Regions from separate parts of the Mus musculus genome. Here all the other regions are linked to region 1. The links are chromatin loops, found by intact Hi-C in ENCODE. Cell type or tissue: heart. All regions are shown on one strand.

Region 1 (8,000 bases):
GAGGGTCGTTCAAGTGCATTCGATAACTCCGACCCTTTAAAATTCTCTAGTAGATAAAGATACTGTGCAACTCAGCAATTTCCCTCAGGTTATACGCCCTGGAGCGGAGAACCCAGCTCTGCAAGGAAAAGAGTGTTCATTTCATTTTCCCTCCTAGTGGAGGTGGGGGTGGGAAGAAAAGCAATCAAAATGTCATCTGCAGAAGAATTGACAAACGAGTTTCCCCGCTAGAAAACTCTGGTAATAAAAAATAAATTCACTTTTACAGACATCAACATTAATTTCACACGGTTGAGAGAAAAGGCTATAATGGATGCATGTGGCACAATACCGTTTAGTAGTGCTCTGTTTTATTAATACCATTTTTTTTAAAGCATGAGAATGCTAAAAGCCAAATCCAGAGGAGTGTTTGCCCTCTGGGTGTTGAAACAATAATCAGAAAATTCATAGGTTTCCTTGTGCTGTCATGATAGTATCTTAAAGCAGACTATTGTCAGGTGCTTGTGACAGTCTGTGTGGTTTTTCCGCATCTATGATCTTTGCATGTACATTAGCGTGTGTCTAAGCTCCTGCTCTGCTCTGCACTGAGCTGCTGTGAACTCCGGGGTGAGGCAGATTATTCAAACAATGCAGTCAAGAAACGGCAGGGTTCACTGGGAGGCTGGAGGAATGAGGAGGGAGGTCGCACTGGGTCTCTTGTGACCAGGACTTGAGGCTGTGTAGGTGAGACAGCACAAAATGCAAGGAACATCATCGGTTAAGGAAAGAGATGAATCGAGAACCAGTGGGTAACACAGGTCTCAGTGTGATGGCTGGGAGGCCGAGCTGAATGGCCATCCCAGCGCTCCTTCCCACTCCCCAGCTTTGACGCTCACTCCTTCTTCCCTCTCTCCCTTTCTTCCCACTCCTGTGAAGTTCCTTGAGCCTTGAGGACAATAGACTAACTCAGACGTTTCCTTTAGGCCTGAGTACTCAATAGTCTGAGTTGTTCTGAGTCTCTGAATTGACTGTTGCCTACTGCAAAGAGAGGCGATAAACATCAATGTTTAAAAGGCAGTTTGATAACAGGCCCTTTTAGCAAGACAGCCGCAGTAGGTTTTTCCCTTAGGGCCTATGACCTCCCAGGCTATGGACTTTTGACCAGGCATGAATTCCCTCCTGTGTAACAGGCTTCAGATCTCATTTTTAAAGTGGCTGATTAGCCCACACCACTCTTGCACGACTTGCCTGGCAGATCGGGTACCATAGCATTCAGGGTCCACCTGTGGCAGAGCCTGGGATGTTCAGCACCGTTCCTCCTTAGCACTGACTGTCGTGTTCTCTGACCAAGAACTGCAAACAAGATCAGAAGCTCTGATTCACCCAAGGTCCCTCAGAGACGTAGCCACCTACATCTGCTCCACAGGAGCTGGCAAACTTTTGTGGCAGCTGCCCAGTAAGAAGATGGTTCTGTTTGGAAGTGAGATGTCCCTCACAGGCTGCTGTATGTAAATCCTTCATCCCCAGCTGCTGTTGGCTTTAGGGAAATGGGAAACCTTTAGGAAGTGGGGCCTCAGTCGGAGAAGCATATCACTGGGGGTACACTTTAAGAAATTAGCTTGGCCCAAGCTCTCTCTGCTTCCTAGCTGCCTATAAAATGTAATCAGACTGGGACCACTCCTACTGTACCCTCTCAAGTCACCAATCAAAATAAATCCTTCCTCCCTGAAATTACGTGTTCTTCTCACTACAAGAGCAAAGCGGGAAGCATGTGGTGAAGACTGGGTGTGTTAAATGTTTGTCGAGAATACAGTTGAATGTCGGGCGTGGTGGCACGCCTTTAATCCCAGCACTTGGGAGGCAGAGGCAGGTGGATTTCTGAGTTCGAGGCCAGCCTGGTCTACAGAGTGAGTTCCAGGACAGCCAGGGCTACACAGAGAAACCCTGTCTCGAAAAACCAAAAAAAAAAAAAAAAAAAAAAAACAGTTGAAATGAAAAAAATATGTGTGTGTGTATGTGTGTGTGTGTGTGTGTGTGTGTGTGTGTGTGTGTGTGTGTGTGTGTGTGTAGCATATCTGAAGAGGAGTTAATATACACAAACCTTGTAAGTAAGAAGATCAAAAATTCCATACAGAGGTCTGGAGAGATGACTCAGCTGTTAAGAGCACTGACTGCTCTTCCAGAGGTCCTGAGTTCAAATCCTAGCAACCACTTGGTGGCTCGCAACCATCTGTAATGGAATCCCTCTTCTGGTGTGTCTGAAGACAGCAACAGTGTACTCATATACATAAAATGAACATATTTTATACATATTTTTAATTCATATAGGAAATAGATACAATTTTTATAATTAAGTATGTGTTTTAAGAAAAGCAAAATTAATCAAGACATTTTAAAAGGAAATACAAATTGTAAACAAAAACAGGACACATGGCACAAACCTGTAATGTCAACACCCAAGAAGCAGAAACAGGAGGATCTGGAGTTCAGCCTGAGCTGCACAAAAGGAGACTTTAAAAATTAATAGAAGGGCCTGGAGAGATGGCTCAGCAGTTAAGAGCACTGACTGTTCTTCCAAAGGTTCTGAGTTCAATTCCCAGCAACCACATGGTGGCTCACAACCATCTGTAATAGGAACTGATGCCCTCCTATGGTGTGTCTGAAGTCAGTGACAGTATGCTCATAATAAATAAATCTTTTAAAAGAATTAATAGAAAATACATGAAATAGCATTCATCTCTAGATTGACAAAGATGAAAAAGAGTGAAGTATAGCCACGTACCCAAGAGACTGAGACAAAAGGATTGCAGGATCAAGGCCAGCATGTAAAACTTAGCAAGACCCTGTCTCAAAATTTTAAAGTTTAAACATTAAAAGGACTGTGGATATAATTCTAGATAGGATGATTACCTACCAGGCTTGAGAGCCCAAGTTCAACCCCCTCCCCCCGCCCCAGTAACAGAATAGGTGTGGACATATATGCCTTTAATCACAGCACTTGGGGAGGCAGGTGGATTTCTGTGAGTTCAAGGCCAGCCTGATCTACATAGAGAGTTCCAGGACAGCCGGGGCTACATAACAAGACCCATTCTCCAAACAAATATTCTTCAGTGAAACACATACCCATGCACACATGTGCGTGCACACACATACACACACACATACACACGACGTGGCTGAGAAGCATCAGAGTCAGTGAGAGTGTAAACCAGGTCCACATTTCTACAGTGCCATTTGACAAACCGAATGAGTGCAGAACTCTACAAACGTACAAACTTTTCTCACTTCAGCATCTAGGCGTTTACCCTACAGAACTGGGCAAAGAGACACACATCTTCAGTGCCATCTCTACCACTATTGAAAACTGAAAAATGACAGTCATACGTCCGACTGTAAAAGCAGTGGGCTAAATGAACTGCGACACAGCTGCCGGTGCAGGGCAGAGTAACCCTCAAAACAAAAACCCTGTCTCAAAAAGTAAAAAGAAGGCTGGGATACAGTTCTGTGGCTGAGCAGGATATCAGTATTCACGAGGGCCTAGGTCACTAGAAGAATAGAAATAATTTATGGGCTACTATTCATTGGAAAGACACATTTCCATCTTTTGTTAGATTGCATTATACATGTAGACTGAGAAGATTCTAGACTTCCACTGTATGAGTTAAAATGTTTCCAGATGAACAAAACATACACTGACTTAAACAATTACAGGAAGTTACTGGTTGAGCAATGGAAAAAAAAAATTGGAATAAGTCACACTTTGGATATAGCCAGCCCAGGCTGCAGGTCCACTTAGGAACCAGGCTCTTGCCTCTGGCCTCCTTCCGGTGGTAATAAATGCTGCAAACTGGCTTCCCTCATTATCATAGGATGGCTGCCAGTACCCAGTGAAGCGGCAGGCATTCTAGTTCAGAGCCACTAGGAGCTTGCTGTGTAGTAATGAATCCAGTCCTAAGCCAGGCGTGGTCACGCCCAGGTGGATACCTGCACTGCCTGGCTTCAGTTTAGATACCAGTTGTCTCTGTATCTACATGTTCCACGTCTGACTTTTGATTATCTTTTCCTAAGTAGAACAGTATGACAACTACCTCATAGATTTGCATGGTATTGGGTGTTACATAAGCTATGACTAAAGTCCATGGGAAGGTATGTGTAGGCTCTGTGCAAATACTGTACTCTGTGCTCACGCCACAGGTGTCCACATACATGTAGAGCCCAAGCCAAATATCTTGTCCAGTCCCTCTACACCTTTTTTTTTTTTGAAACAGAATCTCTCACTGAACTTCGGACACACTGATTTGGCTAGAGTAACCAGCAAACACTAGGAACCCCTGTCACTACCTCCCCAGCCGTGGAGTTACAGACATGGACCACTGTGCCCAGTTTTTTTATATGTGCAGCAAACACATTGCTAAGTAAGCCATTTCTCTAGCCACGTTCTTTTATATAACAGATGGACTGACCTGACACATCTGATAATTGAGGGGGGAGGGAATCTATAGTCTCCAAGATTGGCTGAACTTGCCATCCCTACAGCAATCACTCTGATTGGCTTATACCACTCACCCCTGGACAAGGCTTAGGGGCAGACCTTTTCTATCCCCCTAGTCCACTAAAATGCAGGGCTTTCTGGAAGATGGATGACCATTCAAATCAACTTCTAAAAGCACCTTAGTGTTAATAGTCCTGCCTGGGCTGAAGGTTAGCTAAGGGCAAGTTATTTATCAGGATACATGTACTATATTGCCAGTATATCTTACAAAGCCTGCCTTGCGTGATCACTCATCAGTTTTACTATGGTGAAGCTTTCCCATAGCAGAAGCTAGCCATGCCTCTTTTTATTTATTTTATTTTATGTGTATGGGTGGTTTGCCTACATACATGACTGTGCACCATGCACATGCAGTTCCCGTGGAGGCCAGAAGAGGGCATTGGATTCCCAGGAAGTGGAGTTACAGACTCTGAGCCACTATGAGGGTGCAGGAAATCCAACAGAAAAACAGCCAGTGCTCTTAACTGCTAGGCTGTCTCTCCAGCTGTTTTAGTTAGGGTTCTATTGCTGTGAAAAAACACCATGACCAAGACAACTCTTACAAAGGACAACATTTAACTGGGGCTGACTTGCAGTTTCAGAGGTTCAGTCCATTATCATCCTGGCAGGAAGTATGGCAGCATCCAGGCAGACATGGTGCTGGAGAAGCCCAGTTCTACATCTTGATCTGAAGGCAGCCAGGAGGAGATTATCTTACCCACTGAGAGAAGCCTGAACATAGAAACCTCAAAGCCCACCCCAACAATGACACACCTCCTCCAACAAGGCCACGCCTTCTATAACTTGGCCCACACTTCCTACTAGTGCAACTCCCCATGGGCCAAGCATTCAAACACTTGGGGGGGGGGGGCAAACCTATTCAAACCACTACACCAGCCCATTGTAATCTCCTCATGTCAGCATCCCCTTGTTCCCAGTGAGGTTGGTTCACTGCGATTTCTGCAAGTGGGGTTTGAAGAGTTCCAGCCTTTGAGGTGTCTGATAGTTTGTCTATTTTCAATTCATAAGATATTTAAATTGTCTTATTGCAAAACAAAGAGGGTCCAGGGCAGAGATGCTGGATGGATGTATCTGATACATTGAACAAGCTGGGACAACCAGGGGACTTTCAGGATGAATGTATCACACAAGTGGACAGGTAAGTCAGAAAGAGTTCCCTGGCAGCAGAGAGAGCACCGCGAGAGCGTCTGTCCAGGCGCTGCACACCCTGGCTCTGGTGAGCAAGCCCCTCCGACCCCATGCACACGGCTCCTTAGTGTTGTCTCGGTCTCATTGGCCCCAGGGTTTTCCGGAGTGACACCTGGAGAAGCAGTGAGTGTCTGACACTGTGAGTTGTCCCCAAAGGCAGCAACTGTCAAATGGGAGGCTCAGAGTGCAGGAGGGGGCGGGGACTAGGTTCCTCCATTTGCGCAGGAGAGGGAGAACAAACCCGCACGCATGCGCGACAGGAGAAAGGAAAGAAAACTTCAGTGGAGCTTTTGCCACTTGGATCCAACTCTTCCTGAGCCCTTCTCTCCTTGCTCTTAATTACAGGAAAATGTTACAATGACCTTGATGACACACAGTGCAGCTGGGAAGAGGCCCTGGAGGCCAACCCTGGGCAGGCTCCACCCTCGCTCTCTCCAGCTTCCTGCTTCCTGGCCCCCTTTCATCCTTGAGCTGCTGTGGTCTTCACATCTCTGGGTACTGAAGAAGAGAACAGACTCCTAGGGGGGGGAAGCACCCAGCCTCCACAGCTTCTGCAACCCCAGGGCTGTTGACAGAGGCCATGACCCTGTGACTCAGGCCAGGGTCAGTCCTGCAGCTGTCCCTCCCTCTCTTGCTGCTAGATGAAGGATTGGGCTAAGGGCAGCCTACCACCAGGGAAGAGCACTATCCAGAAAGAATGAGTGTCTTAGGCTGCCTGGGGTGGAGCTGCTCAATAAGAAAATGTGTTGGAGATGAGGAGCCTTGGCAGTGTCAAGGAGCCCCATGGAAGCAGGACCTCTTATGCCTGCATGGAACCCAAAGTCCTCCCTTAACCAGTTTTCTGGTTCTTAGAGACAGGGTTTCGCTGTAGAGCAGGCTGGCCCCGAACTCACAGAGCTCTGCCCTGCCTCTACCTCCTGAGTGCTGGGATTAAACATATGTGCCACCACCGCCAGGCTCCTAACCATCTTTGCTTCCCTCTCCTGACCCTCACAAGGCAGTGGGAGGGTGGGAGGTTGGGGAAGTTACTGCTAAGCATATCCACTTTGGATGCCAAGCCCTGTGTGGAAGGGATTGGCCAGCAGATAGCCCACTATGGCAGGCAAAGGACTCATCTCCAGCAGGGAACTGGACCCCTTGAGTAGAGGCTGCCATACGGTCTGTTATCCTCACTGCTCGTTCTGCATCTAGCAAGTCCTCAGACGGACTGTGTCTGAAACCCAGCTCCTCGTTCTAGCCTCACAGTTCTGGCTAGGTGGATAGCCCAGCAGGCGACAACCTTCCTCACAGTGTCTCTGGTCAGCAGCAGGCTGGATGTTCAGAGCATGCTCATCAAATAAACTAGACCCAGAAGGCTATAGAGCCACAGAAGCCTTGTCCCAAAGCACAGGACACTCTTGGCCCTTCCTGATCCTACCACCCAGTTTACAGTGGAGGGGTGAAAGGGTCAGAGTCAGGTCTTCAGGTTCTTCTGGGGTGAGAAGAATGGGCTTAGCTCAGGGCTGGGTCTTGTCCTTTCTGGTGCAGACTTGGTAGTGTTGGGAGGGGGTGGGGAAGTGGCCTGGGCTTCACCTTTCCAGCCTATAAATTGAGGATTATGGTTTCTGCCCCGCCCAACCCACAGACCTTCTGTCGAGATCTGGGGGAGGCAGATGAGTGGGGTGGGGCGGGGGGAGAACTGGAGTAGAGAGGGGAGAGGTTAAAGGGAACAGAGAGCTGAGTCAGAGCCTCCTCTTTTTTTTAAAGCCGAAATTGAGCAACTAGATAGATCCTCAACCCTAGGCTACCCACTGTGGGTTCTCAGCTCAGGGCTCCTTCCTAAGGGCTGTCAAAGCTGGAATGTGGTTTGCAGGCAGCAGGCAGATGCCAGGGAGGACGTGGCAGACAGAGCCGGAGCTGGGCTTGAGAGCACGCCCTGCCCACTTCCTTATTTTTCTCTCTGACTCCTGTCAGTCACTGGCCCCAGATGCTGCTATTGCCTGTCCCAGCCACAGCTGGTTTTCCAACCTGCCAAGGGTCCTGCCCATGGCACAGCAGGGACTATGCAAACCAAGGGAGAGGACCCTGACTCCCACCAGCTTCCCCCAGGAATCTCTCCCCACCATGACGGCCCATTCTTCTCCAGAGACGTGTGGCCCATCACACAATGGTAGCTCAAGAACCATCAGTGGCTCTGGGTGTCTATGGGACACCAGGACTGCTGTTAGGTTCAGACTTCTCAGAGGGTTCCTTCTTTTTCTCCCTTTGCCCAGTCCTCTCTGCATTGACTCCAGGATCCTTT
Region 2 (8,000 bases), 47 kb after region 1:
GACGTGTGCCCACTGGAAGTTTTATTCTTTCTCTGTAGCTCACGGAAGACTCCCACGGCCATAAAACAGCACACGAGTCTGCACTCAGCTATTCTACTTTTAGCTTCTAGTTCTATTATCGCTGTGTGTGTATGCCTGTCTGTCTGTCTGTCACTCTATATGTAGGTGTGTGCGCACACGCAAGTGTAGAGGCCAGGGGATAATCTCGGATATCATTCCTCCAGAGTCTCCCAACTTTTATTTGAGACAGGGTCTCTCACTGGCCTGACACTCACCAAATAGCCTAGGCTGGCCGTCCCCAGGGGATCCATTTGTCTCCACAGCCTCAGCACTGGGATCACAATCACAAGTGTGTGTACCAACACCTAGCTCTTAGAAAATTGTGAAAAAAAAAAAAAAAGTCGGGCATAGTGGCGCATGCCTTTAATCCCAGCACTCAGGAGGCAGAAGCGGGTGGATTTCTGAGTTCCAGGCCAGCCTGGTCTACAAAGTGAGTTCCAGGCAGGGCTATACAGAGAAACCATGTCTCAAAAAACAAACAAAAAAAAAAAACAAAAACAAAAAAAAAACAACAACAACAAAAGAAAATTGTGAGCATAGATCCCAGTGACTGAGCTGGTCCTGGTGTTTGCTTTGAAAGCATGTTATCGAATGCACCATCTCCCCGGCCCCGCTTGACATATTTTTAAAATTCTTTTTCACATGCATTCACTTTATTTTTTGTGTCTAAATGTTCCATCTGCCAGTATGCGTGTGCACTATGCTCTTAGAGGTCAGAAGCAAGCATCCACCCTGCCCGGGAATTTTTTTTAAGGTTTATTTATTATTATATGTAAGTACACTATAGCTGTCTTCAGAAGAGGGTGTCAGATCCCATTACAGATGGTTGTGAGCCACCATGTGGTTGCTGGGATTTGAACTCAGGACCTTTGGAAGAGCAGTCAGTGCTCTTACCTGCTGAGCCATCTCTCCAGCTCTGCCCCGGGAACTGTTCCTTTGTGTGCAGTACCTACAGTGTCCAGAAGAGGGTGCTGGATCCCCTGGAACTGGAGCAACAGAAGGCTGTGAGCCCCTGTGTGGGTGCTGGGAACTGAACCCAAGTCCTCTGCAAGAACCGCAAGAGCTCTTAACCGTGAGCCCCTCCCCAGCCTTGCTTTAATGTTTTCTTGAAACAGACAGAGAAGTGGTTGTAATCTTTCACACTGAGCATTCTGTAACAACAGCATGGCAGGACACTCAGTGAGTCCCTAGGCCCCCACTCCTTCACAGATGTCACCGTGACCCTGGGAAGGTCTAAATAACTAGACCTGCTTTTATGCCTCATATGTTCATTTGTTTTCACAGGCCAGTTGTTGTGTTCTCTGGTGAGAGTTCTCACTATCTACTTCAAGTTCAAAGCTTCAAACTCATGATCCCCCTGCCTCGGCCTCTGAAGTGCTAGGATTATAGGAGTGAAACAGCATATCTGACCCACGGTTTTCTTGCTTGCTTGCTTGCTTGCTTGTTTGTAGACATTTAATAGAAGTTCATCATTGTCCTTGACAGATCTACTTATTGGTTCTAAGGCTTGCATGGGTCACCTCCTTCTTTGTCCCTTCCTATATAAGTGCTGCCCAGGCTGGGCCTCCAGTGCAGTGTGACAGCAACACCAGTTGTCTCAGTCCTGACCTGGGGACATACCACAGGGAATGCAAGGGACCTGCCAGCTTCCTCACAACCATGGATTTCCCTTCTAAGAATCCTAGTCATCCCAGAAGGGGACGGCTGGGGGGGGGGGGCGGGCAGGGTGGTCACAGGTGTTGGATTTGAGGACTTCCCACTCTGCGTCTGCTTGTTAATGCTCTTCTCAGAGCGGCCATCCTGCCGGTGACCTCTGCCCTTCTCTGTATCACTGCATCTGACTTCCTGAAACTTCACTTAGGAGTGTCTTATCTAGGTTTAGGGATAGTACGCCTGTGACTTCCTTTCCGTGACGTCCCTGTCTGGTTGTGCCTCAGAGGTCACAGTGACTTCTTATGAATCACTCAGAAATGCCCCCCCCACCCCCCACCCCCCACCCCCCGCGTCCTTTGAAAAAGGTCACATACAATGAAAACTGGTTTTCTTTTTCCTTTCCTTTCCTTTCCTTTCCTTCCTTTTCTTTTTATTGTCGTTGTTGTTCTTTTGAGACAGGGTTTCTCTGTGTAGCCCTGGCTGTCCTGGAACTCACTATGTTAGACCAGTCTAGCCTGCAACTCACAGAGATCCGCCAGCCTCTGCCTCCCAAGTTCTGGGATTAAAGGCGTGTACCACGATTGGCCAGCATCCCCCTGGCTTTTCTGTAGGTACGGAGAATCTGAACTCAGATTCTCTCGTGTGCACAGCAAACATTTTACCGAGCCATCTCCTTGGCCCTGCACCTGGGTTTTCTGTACAACCAGAAATGATAAAATGTGAGACAGACATAGTATAAGTCTCTTCATTTTGTATTTGTTTCCTTTTACTTCTTTATTTTGAGAGTAGGTCTAATATACCCCAGGCTGGCCTCAGATTTTCTATGTAGCCAAGGCTGGCCTTGAACTCTTGATCTTCCTACCTCTAGTTCCCAAGTATTGAAATTACAGGTGCGTACCACCATGCCTGTCAGATTTAGAAACCTTTATATCCCCTGATTTTCCCTTAAGGTTTGATCTTCCTTCCTTCCTTCCTTCCTTCCTTCCTTCCTTCCTTCCTCCTTTTCTTCCCTCCCTTTCCTTTTTTCTTTCTCATTCCCCTCCCCACCCATCTCTCTCTTTTTACCTTTTTTTTTTGTAAGGCCCAATTCATGTTCCACCCCCCCCCACCTCATGCTCCACTCCCAACACACTGTATTTCCATTTTCTCTAGTCATAAGAGCAGCCTCCCAGCTGGCTTTGCCTTTTTCACCACTAGAGCCTAGTGCAAATGGAGTCACGAGGATGAGCTGTCTTGTATACACCCGTGGTATACATCCACGGTGCTTTTGACACCTGTCCATTGGTGATGCCCTACCTCTGGGTGTGCACCTGTCCATTGGTGATGCCCTACCTCTGGGTGTGCACCCACAGTTAGCCACTAGCCCACCCTCTGAGTGTGTGCCTGGCTACTAGAGGTTAGCCACTCATTCTTTCCATGGGTAAGTGCTCCATACTTAGCTGTGAGCCACTCACCCAACCCCACTGGTGTGGAGTAGCCCCCTGCTGGCTAACCTAAACAGCTCAGCGATGAACACCATGTCCAAGTTTGGATGTAGACTTTCATCTTAGGGTTTCCTTGGGCATCTTCCTTCATGTTACTGTGATTCGATACACCTATGTGGCTGTGCACTTACATCAGCCAAAATAGATGTATGTGAGTTTCATAGGAAAACAGGGGTGTCTCAGGAGACCCAGCCACTGGTGGGGACTGAGGGAAAGCCTGAAGCCAGGCTGTGGTGCTGTGGGAACCTCTCTTCCCGCTGTGCATCCAGTCAACTCCTTCTGTCTCTGCCTGTGCCTGTCTTCCTCTCCTTGCGCTCCTTTCTCTATTCCCATCTTGTTCTTGTCCTCAAAAGCCTCGTCCTTCCCATGGGCAGAAGGAGCCTCAGCCACCCACACCCACATCTCATGAGATTCGGCCAGGATAGGGACCTTCCAGGTGCCCCACGCATGTGCAGAGCCCTGCCCTCACCTCAACAGACGGTGCCCTTCCTCCTTTGATAACCAAGCACGCTTTGTCAGAACTTATCAGCTTTTTACTGGCAGCGGCAGCAGCACACTAACCGAGTTGGAATTTATTGCACGCATCGTGACTGACCCCGTGTGCGTGGATGTTGTTTTGCAGCTTCAAGACCGAAGCACTTGCTGGTATTCATCAACCCTTTCGGAGGGAAAGGTCAGGGCAAGCGCATCTATGAAAAAACAGTGGCGCCTCTGTTTACCTTGGCTTCCATCACTACGGAGATCATCAGTAAGTGTGTCGGGCACTGGGGCATGTATGCAGGAGCCAGCTCGAGAGGGACTCACATGCCACCCCTGGAGGAGGCTTTATCCTAGAGCAGTGGTTCTCAGCCTTCCTAACGCTGCGACCCTTCAATACAGTTCCTCATATTATGGTAACCGCCCCCCCCCCCCCCCGCGCCAACCATAGAAGAACTTTTGTTGCTATTTCATAACTCTAATTTTGTTACTGTTATGAATCATATAATGTAATTCTCTGATAGATGACACCAGTGGGGGTCGTGGCCCCCAGGTTGAGAGCCACTGCCCTAGATGGTCATTTCGAGCCCAGTCGGGGGTGTTTTATACACTCGGTTGGAAGAAGGCAAAGGAAATAATGTACTGGGGGGAGGAGTTTGGGAGGGTGGTACTGGGAGCAGGGCTGGGATAGGGATGTTAAGTGAATAAATAAAATAATGGGAAAAAAACCTCTAATGTACTCAATGTACTTTGCCTATATATATATATATGTATATATATATATATTACTCACAGGAACAATGAGGAGATTTAAAAAACAAACAAACAAACAAACAAAAGAAAGAGTTCTTAGACAGGAAGTCCTTTCAGGAAAAGATACAAGTAGTGGATGTCTCAGAATGTCACAGCATAAGTCATTTTTGTAACCCCACATCATAGCACTCTTGTCATCAGAGGGATGCTGGTTTCAGAGGGGGAGACAGACACGGTCCACTGCTCCTGCAGGCCTTCTGGGGCTTGGTATGACTCTGTTAGTAAGACAGTGCAGCTGGGAAGGGCTGTCACCTCAGCATTCAGGAGGTTGACACAGGAGGACAGGGGTTGGAGGGTTGGAAGCCAGCCTGGTTACACAGAAAGACACTGCATCCAAAATAATAATAATAATAATAATAATAATAATAATAATAATAATAGCAATACAAGTCAAAAGTCTAAAAATGAAGAGGTTATCCCTTTATCCCCTGCTTCCAAATCTGCGAACAGTCAGGTACACCAAGATGGGCACTCAGGTATCCCTGGCACACTTCATGATAACAGCACACTGGTAAGACTGCAGATGCTCCCACCAGGAGATGTGGGGCTCCAAAGGAACACTAGACAGCAGCTTTATTAAAGCGACCTTTCGGGGGCTGGTGAGATGGCTCAGTTGGTAAGAGTACCCGACTGCTCTTCCGAAGGTCCAGAGTTCAAATCCCAGCAACCACATGGTGGCTCACAACCATCTGTAATGAGATCTGACACCCTCTTCTGGAGTGTCTGAGGACAGCTACAGTGTACTTTACATATAATAAATAAATAAATCTTTAAAAAAAAAAGCGACCTTTCCCAAGGGTTCTCCAGCATGAGGGATTGTGATGTGGGGACACACAGACTCAGAGTCAACCATGTGAGCACTAAATTTCACTCGCAATTTTGCCTTTTCACGTTGGGCACAAAGACTGTGGGCTAACCTTATCTCCTCCTTACATGTAAACGTATTTTAAAAACAAACAAACAAACAAATAAAATGACCTGTATAGTAAGTAATAAGTGCAACAAGCTACTCTTCATTGCTGTCAGTGAAATTCTCTGTTGGGGCTGTTAGAGAAATGGCTCAGTGGCTGAGAGCATTTGCTGCTCTTGCAGAGGTCCAGGGTCCCATCCCCAGCACCCACACTGCAACTGTGTGTATCACTTGTCTTCAGGGGCTCCACTGACCCTCTCTTTCTGTGGGCACTGCATGCACACGGTACGCATACATCCGGGCAGGCAGACACTCATGCACATTAACTAAAAAGAAAAGAAATTAGTTTCCGACATGTGCCAAGTGTTGTGCTGTGAGAGAGAGAGAGAGAGGGAGAGAGAGAGAGAAGAGTAGAGGTAGAGGAGAGGAGAGGAGAGGAGAGGGGAGGGGAGAAGAGGGGAGGGGAGGGGAGGGGAGAGGGGGGGAGGGGAGGGGAGGGGAGGGGGGAGGGGAGAGGAGAGGAGGGGGGAGGGGAGAGAGGAAAGAGGGGAGAGAGAGAAGAGAAGAGAGCACACAGGAGCAGAGGCTGGGCCAGAAACACGTGAAGAGAGAGGGCGGGAGGGGGAAGGGGAGAGGGAAAAGGGTCAGAGAGAAGAGTAAGTAGAAAGTAAGAAGAGAGAGTAAGAGAGCGAGGAGGGGACAAACAGCCCCTTTATACTACCTGGCTGTTGCCAGGTAACTACTGGGCGGAGCCTAGGAGGAATATCAGGTCTTGGTAGAATGGATCCTGAGATGGCCGTTTCTCACAGAGGCCGCCTTACTCTTTTGTAAAAAGGCAGTGAGGCAAGTCTGGGGTGGGACTTCTTGCGAGAAATCTTCCTGGGAGCTTTCTGGGACCTCTTATAAAATAGCATCAGTTGGCAGTTAGCTTACACATGGGTTCCAAGATGTGAAGATAAACGGTCCCATTGCAACATTTCCCCCCCACAGTTACAGAGCATGCCAACCAAGCCAAGGAGACTTTATACGAGATCAACACAGACAGCTATGATGGGTGAGTTGAGCTTGCTTTCCTCTTGGTCACAGACAGTGAACACTATCTGAGACCTACCCTGTGGGAGCTCTTGGGTTGCCCTGGACTGTGGGCATGTCTTCTGCCTTCCCTCCATGTCGTAGGACACGTTTGTCTGATGTACACATGTCTCCATGACCCTCTCCAACCATCTCCAGCATGGACAGCACACTGTAAACCCTATCCTGACCACCCAATATCTCCCCTTAGTTTTCCTTACCCACTTGTTTGACCTGGCTCTCACCTGGTCACCTCGACTCCTGTTTCCTGAGCTCCCAAGACTGTGCCCAGGGCTGGGGTGGGGGGCGGTGTTTGACAATAGGAGCAGGCTTCCCCTCTTATCTGGGCACAGCAAGGCCACCCAACTCGCTAGTTCCTCCCACATCAATCAAGGCAACCTCTCACAGACTTGGATGGCCGTAGGTCAATCTGATGGAGACACTTCTTCAGTTGAGATTCCTTCTTCTCAGGTGAGTCTAGGTTGTGACAAGTTGACAGCACTGGCTGCTCTTCTAGAGGTCCCGAGTTCAAGTGCTGCCAACCACATGGTGGCTCACAACCATCTGTAATGGGATCGAATGCCCTATGAGGGCCTCTCAGCAGCTACCGTGTGGGGTTGCTGTTTCTTCCTGGAAAGCTTGCATCTCAATTCACAAATGTCTTTTAACTTTTAATATCTATTTTTGCAGTATTGGGGATGAAACCCAGGCTGTTTGTATGCTAGGCAGGTTCTTTGCCACTAAGCCATCCCAGCCCAAGTTAGAGTTTGTTTGTTCGTTTATATTGTGTATGTGTTGGTTTGCTTGCGTGTATGTAAGTACATGTACCATATGCAAGCCTGATAGGCAGAAGAGGGCATCATCTTCTCTGGAATTGGAGTTATAGAGAGTTGTAAGCTGCCACGGGGATGCTAGGAATAGAAGCCAGGTCCTCTGGAGGAGCAGTGTGTGCTCTTGACCACTGAGCCATCTGTGCAGCCCCCTAAACCATAGGCATTTGATGATGGCTGACCAGGCACATGTGTACTCTCTGCTTAGAAACCACCAGAATGCCTGATCCCTGGCAGGAGAAGCCAGGGTTTGTGAAGAATCCCATTTGGAAAAGTAAATTAAGCCGGGCGTGGTGGCGCATGCCTTTAATCCCAGCACTTGGGAGGCAGAGGCAGGTGGATTTCTGAGTTCGAGGCCAGCCTGGTCTACAGAGTGAGTTCCAGGACAGCCAGGGCTACACAGAGAAACCCTGACTCAAACACCCCCCCCCCAAAAAAAAGTAAATTAGGCAGGATGGCCAGACCTCATCACGCAGGGGAGGGGGGTGTTCAGAAACCATTTCCAAATGTCTGGTAGGCCAATCTTGCAAGCTACCTCCAACCCCCCCACCCTCCACCCCCACCCCCAGCTACTGCAAGAAGAGGACTAACAGGCTCAACAAACCTATGCTTCTCCTGCAGCATCGTGTGCGTAGGTGGGGACGGCATGTTCAGCGAGGTGCTGCATGGGGTGATTGGGAGGACGCAGCAGAGCGCTGGTAT
Region 3 (8,000 bases), 66 kb after region 1:
GAAACAGAGAATTCTAAAAATTACCCCTAATGAAGTATAGGATTCTTATGTATGTATGTATTTTAAAGATTTATTTATTTATTTTATGTATATGAGTACACTGTCACTGTCTTCAGACACACCAGAAGAGGGCATCCGATTCCGATTTACAGGTGGTTGTAAGCCACCCTGTGGTTGCTGGGAATTGAACTCAGGACCTCTGGAAGAGCAATTAGTGCTCTTAACTGCTGAGCCAACTCTCCAGCCCTCTTTAAAGTATTTATATCTATGGAGGATTTTTAAAAGTGTGTGTGTGTGTGTGTGTGTGTGTGTGTGTGTGTGTGTGTGTGTTAGTGTCCCAGAATTTTCCCTGTCCAATTACATTAGTGCAGAGGAGGCCTGTGATTGGACAGGGAAAGGGAAGGCGGAGCTAAGAGTTGCAGAGACAGAGAACATCTCAGGGGAGAGAGGAAGGAAGATGGCTGCGGACTTGAACCCGAATGGCGTTTACCAGCCACAAGTAGCTATGATGATTTCACAAGGTTAGAAATATTGGAATAAAGCTTTTATCATTATCAATTGGCTCTGAAATTATTGTATTGGCATTTTGTAAATTGTGATATGATTGATATATAAATTTGATTGGTTAATTAAGCTTTAAGAGTTTTGATTCTACTGGGTAATTAGGTGTTGAGATGGCTGACCATGGGGTCTGTGGGACATTGTGTGGTAGCAAGAAGAAGAGGGGCCACCGCTGGAGAGATGGCCCAGCGGGAGCCCTGTGGCCCCATGGTATGGCTAGAGAGTTGGTGGGCCTGAAGGAGTCCAAGAGCCTTAGTTCAGCCCTGAGGAGAGTTGGCGGGTTCGTTTTTATATTTCCCGCAACATGTTAGTGCGATTGCTCAGAGAACAGGCGTGTTGGATTCCCCTGGAACTGAAGTTACAAGTAGTTGTTGAGCTGCCTAATGTGAGTTCTGGGACCCAAACTTTGAGTCCTTTGCAAAAGTGGTCTGAGCTCTCAACCTCTGCACCATCTCGCTAGCCTCAGACCTGAGATTTCAAAGGTATCGGCAGTCGTGTGAAGCTCCCAGGAGGACAGCGCACATCCGGTCTCTAAGTTGTTAGATGAGGAGGGTCGGCGGCCTGGAGACACTGTTGTCTGCGTCTTCACAGGACCACGAGTCCTGGCTGGCTGAAGCAGCCGAGGTGAGAGGCTTGCCTCACCCACTCCACTCACCACCGCCCCACCATGTTTGCCTTGACAGTTCGACTTCACTTTCGTTGAAGTTTATCGAGTCAAGAAATTCCACTTCACGTCGAAGCACGTGGAAGACGAGGACAATGACTCGAAGGAACAAGAGAAGCAGAAGTTTGGGAAGATCTGCAAGGACAGACCCTCTTGCACTTGCTCAGCCTCCAGAAGCTCCTGGAACTGCGATGGCGAAGTCATGCACAGCCCGGCCATTGAGGTCAGGTGAGTGGGCCGCACCCCCGCCACCCACCCAGACGGCTGTCCACAAACGCTGTCTCCGCCCAAGGGTGCCTCACAGATGTCACCGGAGCTCCCTGGGGATCGCGGCAGAAAGCACCAGGCGTTGCTTCCCCCGTGTCCTTATGCCAGGCGTGGAAGCTGTGTGATCCGACCTTTGCATGGGGCAGGTGCTGACTCTGTGGCACTATGTGTTGCCGACAGGGGTTTTGAGGCTCTTCTGATCTATATTCTCTTTCTTTGCCATCCTTGCCATTCTGTCCTTGGTGTCTGTCAGTCATAGTCCCCCCTCTCTAGTTAAAATAAGCAAAAGTGACTGGCTTCCTAGGTACTTTCTAAGTCCTGGACTCCCCACCCTCCCCACCCCCCCCCAATTCCCACCCTCACTCCCCACTCCGTGCCCCAGGTGCCTGTGGTCAGTGACAGGTGCTCAAGGTTGGGACGTGGAGCACCAAGCAGGAGTCAGAGGGATCAGGACGGGCATGCTGATTCTGTCAGGCAAAGAGCGAGCACATATGAGCTTCAGAGGAGCCCACAGAGGCCACACCACACAGCCTTAGGGGCCTTGGAAGCCTCTGGTAGCCCACAAGGACATGAGCAAGAACCTGGGGCCAGGTGGCTGGCTCTGAGTGACTTCACCCATTTAGTCACCGAGGTACGCAAAGGCAGCTCAGGGTCACTCTTAGCCAACAGGGTTGGTACTGAGCTTTAACGGGAGCCGCCCCTGGAACTTGCTAACTACGCCTCAAGTGCCCAGCATCCAAGCAGCAAGATGCTGGAGGAAGGCTCTCATGGCCTTTCTCGTTGGTGGAGGGCACTTGTTCCCCAACATGTGGTGCTGGGATAGAAACCAACAGAACTGGCCAAGGAAAAGTCTCTCCCCACAAGAAGAATAAGGCATGCTGTCTTTTGAGAACAGACTGTCAGTGCGGTTGTAGAGCACATTCGGAGACCTCAGGAGAACTGGGAGATTCTGGGAGGTGCGGGGTTCGGGGGGTCGGCTGTGAGTGATGAGACACACGTGGAATCTGAACACTGCTATTTGTGCCCGCAGGGTCCACTGCCAGCTGGTGCGCCTCTTTGCTCGGGGAATCGAGGAAGAGTCATAAGCAAGAACCCCAAAGCCCAGGAGCTGTCGGCCTTGAGCTCGGGGAGTGTGGAAATTACTTAAGAAAAATTCGACAGACCAGTTATGTTGATATATCCATTTGAATTTAGAAATTTATTTTTGATAGGTAAATCTTGGTTTTTAGAAAAGACAGCTTTGTCAACAGTTCTGTATCCATACCTGGTACCCTCGGCCCCGCTTCCGAGTCGCTTTTCACTTCTTCTCAGCAAATGGCACTTGCTGGTTCCGGGCATTGGCTTCCTAGATTTTAGCCATGCCGACCGTGCATATTTCAAGACAGCCCCTTAGTGGGCTACACTGCAATAATTTTTAGGGACATTATAATATGACTACGTCCCAGGAATCAGGTTACACCATCTGGTCACATGGGTAAAACCCGGTCACCTTGACCCCTTTGGTGGGACTTCCTCTGGAATTGTCCGTGGCCAGGTTTGGGAAGGTAAATAGCTGTCTTGGCCTCCGCTTTACACACACCTTCATTTACGATCAGGACGTCGCTATGTGGCCCTTGCTGCACACCACAACTGACTCAGCGAGGTCCTCCGCACAGCCATGCCTGCAGAGCAGGGCCATGTCACAGCGAGAAGACACCCAGGGTGACGTCTCATCCTCAGGATCCCCCACGTCTGCTGCCATCACAGCCGCATCCCGTGAGACAATTCAGCAAAGCGCCCACTTGGAAGCTTCATTCTGTCAGCCCTGGTAGCCTGCACACCCTGGCCAAGGCAGTCTGAAGCACTGGCTAAGAGGAGGCTCCATTTGGAATCAAAGCACTTCTACAGCTGGGTTTTGAAAGAGGTAGGGGGTGGCGGGGACAGAGAGTCACTGACACACACAGAGGGTACTCGGTGAGTTCGATACCACCCTCAACCTGACTGTCACCAGCGAATGGTGGGTGATCTCGGGTCACCCCCAGGTACTCTGGTGCAAGCCTTATGTCTACTCCTGGTTCCACATCCATTCTTCCGCACTGTGGATTCTGTTCTTATTCATAGCTTTCTCCCTATCCATCACGTCTTGGCTATTTGCTCTGTCTCCACAAGGGGGCGCTAAGCTGCTCAGGCCGAAGCCCTGGGCGCATGACCAGTTTTCCTCTGAAGGCATTCCCAACCCAGGGGCTTCTCGGCCACATACTATGGCCTGTGCTGTGTCTCCAGATGGATGCATCTGAAATGTGTATAAAAGGGTTTTATGTGAAATTCAGGCCTACACAGCTTAAACTTGACTTGCAAACGGGGAAGGGCACTGACTGTTACAAGAGCTGGTTTTAGGTTCTGCACTGGGGGAAGTGTGCATCTCGTGCTGGTCCAGTTACTCGCTACAGAATTCTGCAGGCCACACGGCTTTCCAGGTCCTCTTGCACTGACTTCTGTTTCGAGGCATACACAAAATCCTCTGTTTAGTATTCAGTCCCATCCAGACAAAAGAGCAGCTGTAAAGGCGGCCATGTTCAGGGACCACTTTAAAGGCAGTTGTGCGGCGGTGCTATTTAATGATTGTCGAGTAGAAAGCTGGCTAGAAAGAGTAAATGAACTAGCAGTTTCTATCCAGATCTGTCCCTGGATGGGCAGAGCCCAAAGGTGCCAGCCTAGCAGCTCTGTGAGTAGGTAGGCAGCCCTGGAGCAGCGTGAGGGCCGATGCTCAGTTGTCCACCTCAATGTGGCCCCTCGCCCCCGGCATTCCAGAGGGGGCTCAGGGCCCGAGGCAGCTGTGGGTGCCCCTGGATCTCAGGAATTGCACTGTCCTCCAAGGACTCAGGTCTTCACTGACCTTGCTACATGATACCCACGCCCTGGTCCACCCCTGCCGCTGCCAGGGCTGGAGGAGAGATGCAGTCAGAGGATGCTTTGCCGGTGCTTAGCAGTGCAAGCCACGCTCGGAATCTCCAACCCCGGCGCAGTCATGGAGCATCATGAGTGTCAGACACTTAGGGCCCTTGACACGGCTGCGCAGGATTGGGGGGGGGGGCGTGCTGACATTCACAAGCAGTAGACAGTCTTCATGATGCTTTTTAGATGCAATACCCCAAACTTCCCGGGTCTTAGGTATTTTAGGAGGAAAAAACAGGGGTAAAGGTTAGACAGTGGCAACTTAGGATCCTGTTAGGGTCTGGCCCATGTTTTAACTCCCACTGGTGCATACCAATTAGGCAACAGTCATAAGCTGTAACTTATTTTTGTTTATGGAAACTAAGTAGTGGGAACGGGGACCGGGGAGCGGCTGGTTTCCCAGAGGATGCTTCAGCCAATGCAATCTCCTGGAGCTGGGAGCACTGACTGGGAGCACTGACACAAGAATGGCCCAATTATGCCTCCTGGTCTTGCTGGCTTCAAGATTAGAAAGTGGCATATTTGATCTGGTATATTTGAGAAGACAAAAAAAATAATAATAAAGTTACTTTGGGCAGACTATGGCCTCCCCTCATCCTCATTTACAAGTTCTTTTCAATGCAGATTTTTTTTTAAAAAAAGAGAAATGAAAACACAGTTTAATGAATTTTTGCTAAGAAACTGAATGCCACCCTAAATACTCATGGTGTTCTTCCTGACTTATCTGCTCCCCCCACCCCACCCCCACCCTCCTGGGTCACTCTGCTGACATTTTAACATTTGAGCAGACCCTCCTTGTGTCACCTGGTGTGTGTCTCCCATTGCATTGTTATTTAGCTAGTAGGCTCTGCCATTAGCCTGAAGGAACCGCACGGATACAGCTGTGCTCATATGGTACAGCTATGCTGAGTAGAGCATGAATGCTGTCTCTGTAGAGCCAGCCACAGCAGCATGTATTGGGGTCTGCATGCACTGCGCCTTCAGACACTCTGCCTGGCCTAAGGGAACCAGATGAGCACCTCAAACAGGACTAGGCATGGTGGCGTTATACAGCTGAGAGGTCGTGCCACAGGCTCAGGAAGGACAACTGCAGAGGCACAGAGAGGGTGAAAGAGGAGTGATTAGGATCAAATGGTGGGATGAGCTCTCGGGAGAGCTGAGAGTATTCTATTTGCCAAGTTCCAAGGGAACTCTGACTATGCTATGGCACAGCACCAAAGCCAGTGTGTGCTATGAATGGATGGTTGGATGGATAGGACGGTAGGTGGATGGATGGATGGATGGATGGATGGATGGATGGATGGATGGATGGATGGGTGGGTGGATGGATGGATGGGTGGATGGGTGGGTGGGTGGGTGGATGGATGGATGGATGGATGGGTGGATGGGTGGATGGTATATGTTATGGATAGAGAGAAGATGGATGGATGAAGTACATGTGTATGAAGTGTGGATAGATGTCAGGATGGGCCAGTAGCGGGATGATGTGTGGGTGAATGCACAGAACGTGCAGTGCCCGTCCTATGGCCCTGTAGCCCCTTTCCAAAGATGTTTGGGCAGCTTACTGGCCGCTCATTTGGGGCAGAGGTGGGGCCAGGCACCAACCGTGTGCCCATCTGGGTTTTGACTCCCAGGTTTTCTCGTATCTCCCCTGTGCCCAATGTCAGTATCTGAATCAATAAAGTCACAGCTTTGCCAGAGACCCTTCTGTTCAGAATCCCAGGGTGGCAGAGACCACAGCTCAATGGAGCCAAGGCCAACACTGCAACCCCAAGGCACTGCCTGGTCCAGACTCCCCCTCACACACCCAGGGCCAGCTACTTTTCCGGTCTGTCTTCTGGGATCCCCAGGACTACCTCCTGCTCCTAGCTTCCCTCACACCAGGGGGCGCAGTAGAGCAATCAGCACCCACTCCCCATCCCATTTCATACCCAAGCCTTCAGTCTCATAGACAGTTTTGTGCTCGACCCAAATGGCACTAGTGGCCACGAAGACTCTGGTATGGTATAGACCTGAGAGTTACCCAGCTGATCTACCAACCAACATCTACACACTCAGCTAAGAACAAAGGATTCCTCAGACTCAGCACAGAGCATTTTAGGTTTATTAAATAAAAATTATAATTTATACAAGACTTTGTATCTAAACAAGGTTTTCTTTTTTTAAAAAAAAAAGTGACAGAGGATTTTTTTTCCTATCAGTTCTTTATAGAATATGATCCTTTTGTAGAACAAAAGTTACACCAGCAACAATTATGTACAGATCCAAAACAGACTCAAGCTTCACACATACAAAATTGAACATTCTAGGTCAGTGATTAGTGAGCAATTAAACACCTGCCCAGATCACACAATCCAGTACAAACCCCAGTGTCTCTGTAAGGATGCCTAGAAGCTACATAGGCCCCTGGCCCAGCCCTGACCCCCTAAGCTCTACTCAAAGATCTGCCGGTGGCTAATGGTAGAACTTGGGGCCACCTCCCTGACCTACTGCCCTGACCCATGGTCAGTCTTCATCTCTCTTTCCCAAAGAAAGAGACTCAAACTAAACCACGTATTCCACCCTGAAAGCCTTCCCTGCTTAAGGCCTCTCTGTAGCACACCGGGGTGGCAACACTCACAACCCAGGCACCGCCAGGGTCCATGAAGTGTTAGCCACCATGTGTGGCTATCACCCATGAAGCCATCCTCACGGACAGGTCAGAGGCCATGTTGCCTTCCCTCTGGCACGTTGGGGTGCTCCTTCTCTGATTCCGTGCTCTTCATAGCACAAGCATATTCCAGGGGCCCAAGCCACGGCCCTGGGTCGAGGGTCCCGCCTCCCCATCCAGACTCCTCCGTCTATGTACCTGGAGCTGTGTGGCCTCTGCTACGCATCTGGAGTGGTATGTGTGCTTGATCTGGTTGCCTGGCAAGCCCTTCCCACCCCCAGTGTGTGGCCTGAAGTCCCCTGGGAATGAGGTGTCATGAGCCCAAGCCACCGGGCCTCACACCTACGCCGGCAAACGAGCGTTGGAGCAAAGGTAAAAATTACATTTGAAAAATGGTACAAAAATAAGAAAGACAGCTTGCTCTCTGTAAAAAATATAATCTTCTGTTTCTTCAAAAAAGCAATCTCAGTGACATCTGAAGGACTCGGGACAAGCTGAAGGAGACAAGAGTGGTCCACCTGGGAGATTCACAGGTGGCGTCGTGGTTGCCCCCCCCAGAGGCCCAGGCCTGCAAGATCGCCCACCTGTGAAGTCTCCACCTTTGTCGGGGCAGGGAGCATGGGTGGGATGGGATGTGCCTTACCCCTGCAGAGCGTGCAGTAAGAGACAATAAATACTGTTAGATGTTAGAGGACAAGGCAACTCTGGCCCCTAACCTCTAGGCTCTGCCCACAGCTGTCTGCTGTGGCACAGGGTCCTCCCATAACTCCAGAGTGACTGCAGCCTGGAGGCCAAACGCCAGCCAGATGACCATGGAGTCTCTCACTTAACAGCAGGGTGGAGAATGCTCGCCCCGAAACCTTCCAAAGAGCCAAGTGTTAAAAAGGTGTGCTTTTGCCGACACTACGCCAGTCTGGGCCCTCA

The links. Peaks named below come from ENCODE experiments on the same cell type or tissue, not always from the same donor. Only the 100,000 strongest peaks of a DNase experiment are listed, where the experiment ranks them.
Region 2: a loop joins it to region 1, with 2.0 times the contacts of the local background. A loop is called at or near these places in 11 of 42 quality-filtered maps.
Region 3: a loop joins it to region 1, with 2.1 times the contacts of the local background. A loop is called at or near these places in 5 of 42 quality-filtered maps.

Annotation. Positions count from the first base shown.
Region 1 is chr15:86,202,389-86,210,388 of GRCm38, reverse strand. No RefSeq gene overlaps it. Among named protein-coding and RNA genes, the nearest start is that of Gm22818, 6.3 kb to the left of the region's middle. In heart, CTCF peaks have their summits at 3,849 and 4,890 (motif pointing right); DNase peaks (open chromatin) are centred at 3,818, 4,908, 6,008, 7,658 and 1 weaker place; H3K4me3 peaks cover 592 bases; H3K27ac peaks cover 958 bases; H3K27me3 peaks cover 6 bases.
Region 2 is chr15:86,155,039-86,163,038 of GRCm38, reverse strand. Cerk (ceramide kinase) reads left to right here. Exons shown (of 13, transcript NM_145475.4): 4 at 3,820-3,945; 5 at 6,388-6,451; 6 at 7,920-8,000. Among named protein-coding and RNA genes, the nearest start is that of Gm15569, 27 kb to the left of the region's middle. In heart, CTCF peaks have their summits at 1,015 (motif pointing right), 3,194 (motif pointing left) and 3,795; a DNase peak (open chromatin) is centred at 3,068.
Region 3 is chr15:86,136,135-86,144,134 of GRCm38, reverse strand. Gramd4 (GRAM domain containing 4) reads right to left here. Exons shown (of 19, transcript NM_001379572.1): 19 at 6,509-8,000. Cerk (ceramide kinase) reads left to right here. Exons shown (of 13, transcript NM_145475.4): 12 at 1,245-1,453; 13 at 2,523-5,034. The coding sequence ends at 2,577. Among named protein-coding and RNA genes, the nearest start is that of Gm15569, 46 kb to the left of the region's middle. In heart, CTCF peaks have their summits at 3,633 (motif pointing right) and 6,310 (motif pointing right); DNase peaks (open chromatin) are centred at 6,297 and 7,319.